2 separate regions of the Homo sapiens genome follow, and region 2 is linked to region 1. The links are chromatin loops, found by intact Hi-C in ENCODE. Cell type or tissue: K562. All regions are shown on one strand.

Region 1 (2,500 bases):
GGACACACCCCCACCTGCCCTCTGGATTTATGGAGCTGACATTCCACAAATGATGCTGGAGCCGGGTGGGCCGGGCTGCAGTTTAGGAAGTGATCAGGGTCAGGTAGGTGCGTGGGCAAAGGGAGCTTCTGGGACCAGCCTTGAAAGATGGGTGGAATTCTGCAAAGGTTACTTGTTTCTTATTGCTAAAAGTAATACATCATTCTTGCCAACAGAATGATTGGCAGGATTTTCAGTAAAGGTCCAGGTCAGAAGTCATTTAGACTGGGTCCCCCAGTCTCTGTCAGAACCATGGTACTCTGTTGTGGTGTGAAAGTAGCCACAGATCATCTGTCGATTAAGGGGTGTGGCTTTGTTCGAATAAAACTTTATTTACAAACACAGGCTGTGGGCTGGATTTGGCCTGCAGGCTGTAGTTTGTGATCCTTGATTCAGACAGTTTAGCAAGGCTGAAAAGAACACCGACACCCCCTTGTTACCCACAGATGGGTGGGACTTGGCCGGAGGCCAAGAGGAGGGTGCTCGCAGGGGAACATACAGCATGTAGAGGCCAGGAGGTGCTCCAGGGCACCAAGTGTGGGAAAGTGGGACATACGGGGAAGTTTCCAGAAAGCATGATGTCAAGTTGGAGGCAGAGCGCTGCTGGGGCATGAAGAGTCTCGAGTCCAAGTGAGGGAGTTAGGAACTTGGGAGGGGTTGTTGTTGGGTAGGGGACCTGGGGTCAGCCAGGTGGTGACATGGGATGGGGTGGGGACAGGCAATGAGGTAAGCTCTGCTCTTTATTTTTTTGCAGGTGCTTTTCTCAAACTTTCCTGATCCTGCGGGCAAGCTAAACCAGTTCCGGAAGAACCTGCGGGAGTCGCAGCAGCTCCGATGGGATTAGAGCTGGGTGCAGACTGTGCTCCCTTTGGTTATGGACACATAACTCCTGGGCCAGAGGCTAAAACCCCGGGACCCCTGCTGTCCTTCCCACAGCTTCTTCTCAGAGTCTCAGGGCAAATCCTTTCGAGCAGCGCCTCCCAGTGGCCAGAAGCTGAAATGATGGCAGTAGTGCCACCTGGTGAATGAATTGGTTCTGTGACCCGGGAAGCTGTGCTTGGCTCTGATTTCTTTTCTGGAGGCTCGGAAACACTTCCTCTCTTCTTCTGTTCTTCACGCCCCATGCCCCTGCTAGCGTATTACTGTTCTGTGACTTCCCTGTGACCTCTGCAGTACTCCTCATCCTGCGTTTGGTCTCCAGGTGTCACCTTTCTGCCGTGTTCCTAACATTTTGATTCCTGTCTTGAAAAAAGCACCTGCTGCACCATAAGCCCAGGGATGTGGCAGCTGCAGCGGGCTTGGCTTTGTGAAGAACCGAGTGTGTCCAGGGATGTGGCAGCTGCAGCGGGCTTGGCTTTGTGAAGAACCGAGTGTGTCCAGGGATGTGGCAGCTGCAGTGGGCTTGGCTTTGTGAGGAATCGAGTGTGTCCACCGATGTGGCAGCTGCAGCGGGCTTGGCTTTGTGAAGAACCGAGTGTGTCCACCGATGTGACAGCTGCAGCGGGCTTGGCTTTGTGAAGAACCGAGTGTGTCCACCGATGTGGCAGCTGCAGCGGGCTTGGCTTTGTGAGGAACCGAGTGTGTCCAGGGATGTGGCAGCTGCAGCGGGCTTGGCTTTGTGAGGAACCGAGTGTGTCCAGGGATGTGGCAGCTGCAGCGGGCTTGGCTTTGTGAAGAACCGAGTGTGTCCAGGGATGTGGCAGCTGCAGCGGGCTTGGCTTTGTGAAGAACCGAGTGTGTCCAGGGATGTGGCAGCTGCAGTGGGCTTGGCTTTGTGAGGAATCGAGTGTGTCCACCGATGTGGCAGCTGCAGCGGGCTTGGCTTTGTGAAGAACCGAGTGTGTCCACCGATGTGGCAGCTGCAGCGGGCTTGGCTTTGTGAGGAACCGAGTGTGTCCAGGGATGTGGCAGCTGCAGTGGGCTTGGCTTTGTGAGGAACCGAGTGTGTCCAGGGATGTGGCAGCTGCAGCGGGCTTGGCTTTGTGAGGAACCGAGTGTGTCCACCGATGTGGCAGCTGCAGCGGGCTTGGCTTTGTGAGGAACCGAGTGTGTCCACAGATGTGGCAGCTGCAGCGGGCTTGGCTTTGTGAGGAACCGAGTGTGTCCACGTTGGGGGGAACATCATACTTGATACACACGTTTTTATTTGCACAAAGAAAATGCTATTTTTGGAGCCAGAGTTTTCATGTCTGATTGATGGCGATTTTCTTAAGAACCAGAACTGCTGGCAGAAAGGGAGCACCCACAAGCTTAGATAGCCGATGTCTTATCAGAGGGCAGTTTGTGGTTCCTGATTTGGAAATTAACATTCTCCAAACATTCCAGTCCAATGAAAGTTTTATCCGCTTTCCCATATAAAAACTCTTCCCACGAGAGTGACTTGATTCTCACAATCCCGTTGGAGTCGTGTGTGAGTCCTACAGTGTGAGGTTCAGCATTGCCATCTCCAAGTGCTCTTCGT
Region 2 (2,500 bases), 63 kb before region 1:
ATAATCACAGATTGTTGTTTAGCCAGTATCTATAAACATTAACTTTTGAAAACCAATATTCACCTCTGCCGAAACGGGGAACTTCATGTCAGATTTTCAAAGTCCATACAGATTTGCATAACATAGTCTCCTTGGAATTATGATTGAAACTGTGAGAATTGAGGTCAGTTAAAAACACGATACCAAGTAACCACTAAAAAGAGTTCACCTTCATATTTTAGAGCATTGCACCTGAAGCACTCAGGAGCACCCTTGGAAATCCACATGGAAGGCAATACAAACTTCCTGGAATGTATGGCCACCACCACACAAGGCACACATATTATTTTACAAACACTGGATTTACAAGTATTGGGGGAGAAAATAAATTCAAAATGCAACTAAGACCAATCCACATACCAAGACTCAGTTTTGTGCAAATCAAACCTCTCTAGAAAGCAGCCTCTGAGCTCTGTGGCACTTTTGTCTTCAGCCTCACAGCGGAGGTGAGTGCAGCCTGGGCTCCTGGGAGAGATGCACTGTCGCTGAGTAGCCTCCATCTGAAAGGAGGCAGGAGCTCTGGGCACAATGGTTAATTAAAGATGTGGATCAAATGCACAAGAAGGACAAAGGTCATCTTGTCACTGACCAGGAAAACATCCTCCGTCTTGGGCACTCTTGTCACATCTGACAATTATCTGGATGCAGGTTATCAGTAGCGGGCTCCTACCCAGATTAGGTCCAATGGGGCCAGGAAAAGCTTAGGTTCTGACAGTCGACGGCCATGAGCAAGGGTGGACGTGGAAAATGCAATGAGGAAAATGTATCCAAGTCTTCAAAGGTGAGGTAGGGAAAGAGAGTGTAACTGATCTATGAAAAGGCAGCCAGATAAAGGCAAGAACATTCCAACCAAGATCATCAAGACACTTCCTCCTTCATAGACTCAAAAGAATCAAGAGACTCTTCTTTGATTGGAGTTGGAGGCACTCATGTGGGGTGAGTCTGCCTTGACGCAGTGGTTGCTCCCCATCACTGGGCTTCTCCAGCTCCCTCTCTGAGAATCTGGTGCATGCCACTCAGAACAAATACCCTCATCTCTATAAGATGCCCTCTCCTGAGCATAGTGGAGAGGTTTTATAATGTGAGGGTGAAACCTTTCAAAGTAGAAACCTGTGATTTCTTTCCATTTGGACAATTATAAGGACTTTAAGACCCTTTCTGCTTTGGGTAAATCAACCATCTGCACAAGACACGTTTTACAGAACAAAGGACAATAGAGTCCTCATTCACATCCTGGTCATGTCACTCCTGGTGACTCCGCATTGCAAACATCCCAGCAGGGTGCAGTTCTTTTCTCTCCCATCCGATGGGCTTCTGGGGCCCCATCACTCTGATTGGACACGGACTCCCTGGAGGCAGCTCCCAAGAGCAGAAGACACAGATGACTCAGAAGTTCCTAGAAAGTCATCAAACCAGATGACACAGAACTCAAATGACATTTCACTTCGTTTTGTATGAGACAAGGTCTCACTCTGTTGACAAGGCTGTAGTGCAGTGGGGCGATCCTGGCTCACTGCAACCCTCACCTCCTGGGGCCAAGCGATCGTCCCACCTCAGCCTCTCAAGTAGCTGGGACTACAGGCGCTCGCTGCCACGTCTAATTGTTTGAATTTTTTGTAGAGATGGGGTTTTGCTATGATGCCCAGGCTGGTCTCAGATTCCTGGACTCAAGCGATCTGCCCACCTTGGGCCCCGAAAGTGCTGGGATTATGGGCGTGAGCTGTGTTATTTCATGCCCCGTGACAGCCCAACGAAAAGGAAGGAACCCCGCGGGTCCATAGTGTACTCACGTGGCTGGACTGATGGCTGGGAAACCCCAGCACGAGGAACCAAAAGAGCAGCCACCGCAGCCGCATGTCCTGGTCCTCTCAGGGCGCCCTGAGGTGGCCAGGGCACAGGTGGGGGTGGCTTAGGGCTGGGGGAGGGAAGGGGATAGGGATGGGGATGGGGATGGGATCGCAGTTGGGGAAGGGAAGGGAGAGGAGAGGAGGGGAGGGGACTGAAGGGGGGCTGTTGGGCACCTGGAGGAGGAGGAGGTGGAGGAGAAAGGGGTCTGGGAAAGGAACCAGTTCAAACTAAGTCCTCAAGCCCTGGTGGGAGGTTCAGCTACAGGTCAGTGGGACAGTCGATCAGCAGAGCAGCAGGACGCATGGGGTAGAGTAGCGGGAGGCTCCGGAGCAGTTGGAGGGAGACCAGGGCTCTGGTTTCCACCAAACCAGCTCCTGTCTGGGAGCTGCGTCAGCAACCCTGGGGCTTTATCCTCCCTCTCCACCAATCCCCGGCCCTGGTGGGTGGTGCCTCACAGTGGACATTCCTGGAGGTGCCCGTTTTCTTCCAACATCCCTCCGCTCCCCGACCTGGGCTGGGCAAAACAGAGACCTCATCTCTACAAAATTTTAAAAGTTAGCCAGGCATGGTGGCATGCAGCTCTGGTCCCAGCTACTCAGAAGGCTGAGGTGGG

The links. A loop is a pair of places that touch in the nucleus more often than their neighbours do. Peaks named below come from ENCODE experiments on the same cell type or tissue, not always from the same donor. Only the 100,000 strongest peaks of a DNase experiment are listed, where the experiment ranks them.
Region 2: a loop joins it to region 1, with 9 times the contacts of the local background. A loop is called at or near these places in 41 of 110 quality-filtered maps.

What each region holds. Positions count from the first base shown.
Region 1 is chr11:3,407,893-3,410,392 of GRCh38, forward strand. It overlaps the pseudogene TSSC2 and the pseudogene FAM86GP. Among named protein-coding and RNA genes, the nearest start is that of ZNF195, 30 kb to the left of the region's middle. RefSeq lists enhancers at 1,394-1,894, 1,895-2,395. In K562, a CTCF peak has its summit at 1,024 (motif pointing left); a DNase peak (open chromatin) is centred at 997.
Region 2 is chr11:3,344,494-3,346,993 of GRCh38, forward strand. No RefSeq gene overlaps it. Among named protein-coding and RNA genes, the nearest start is that of ZNF195, 33 kb to the right of the region's middle. In K562, no CTCF peak of the experiment used is centred here; a DNase peak (open chromatin) is centred at 1,368.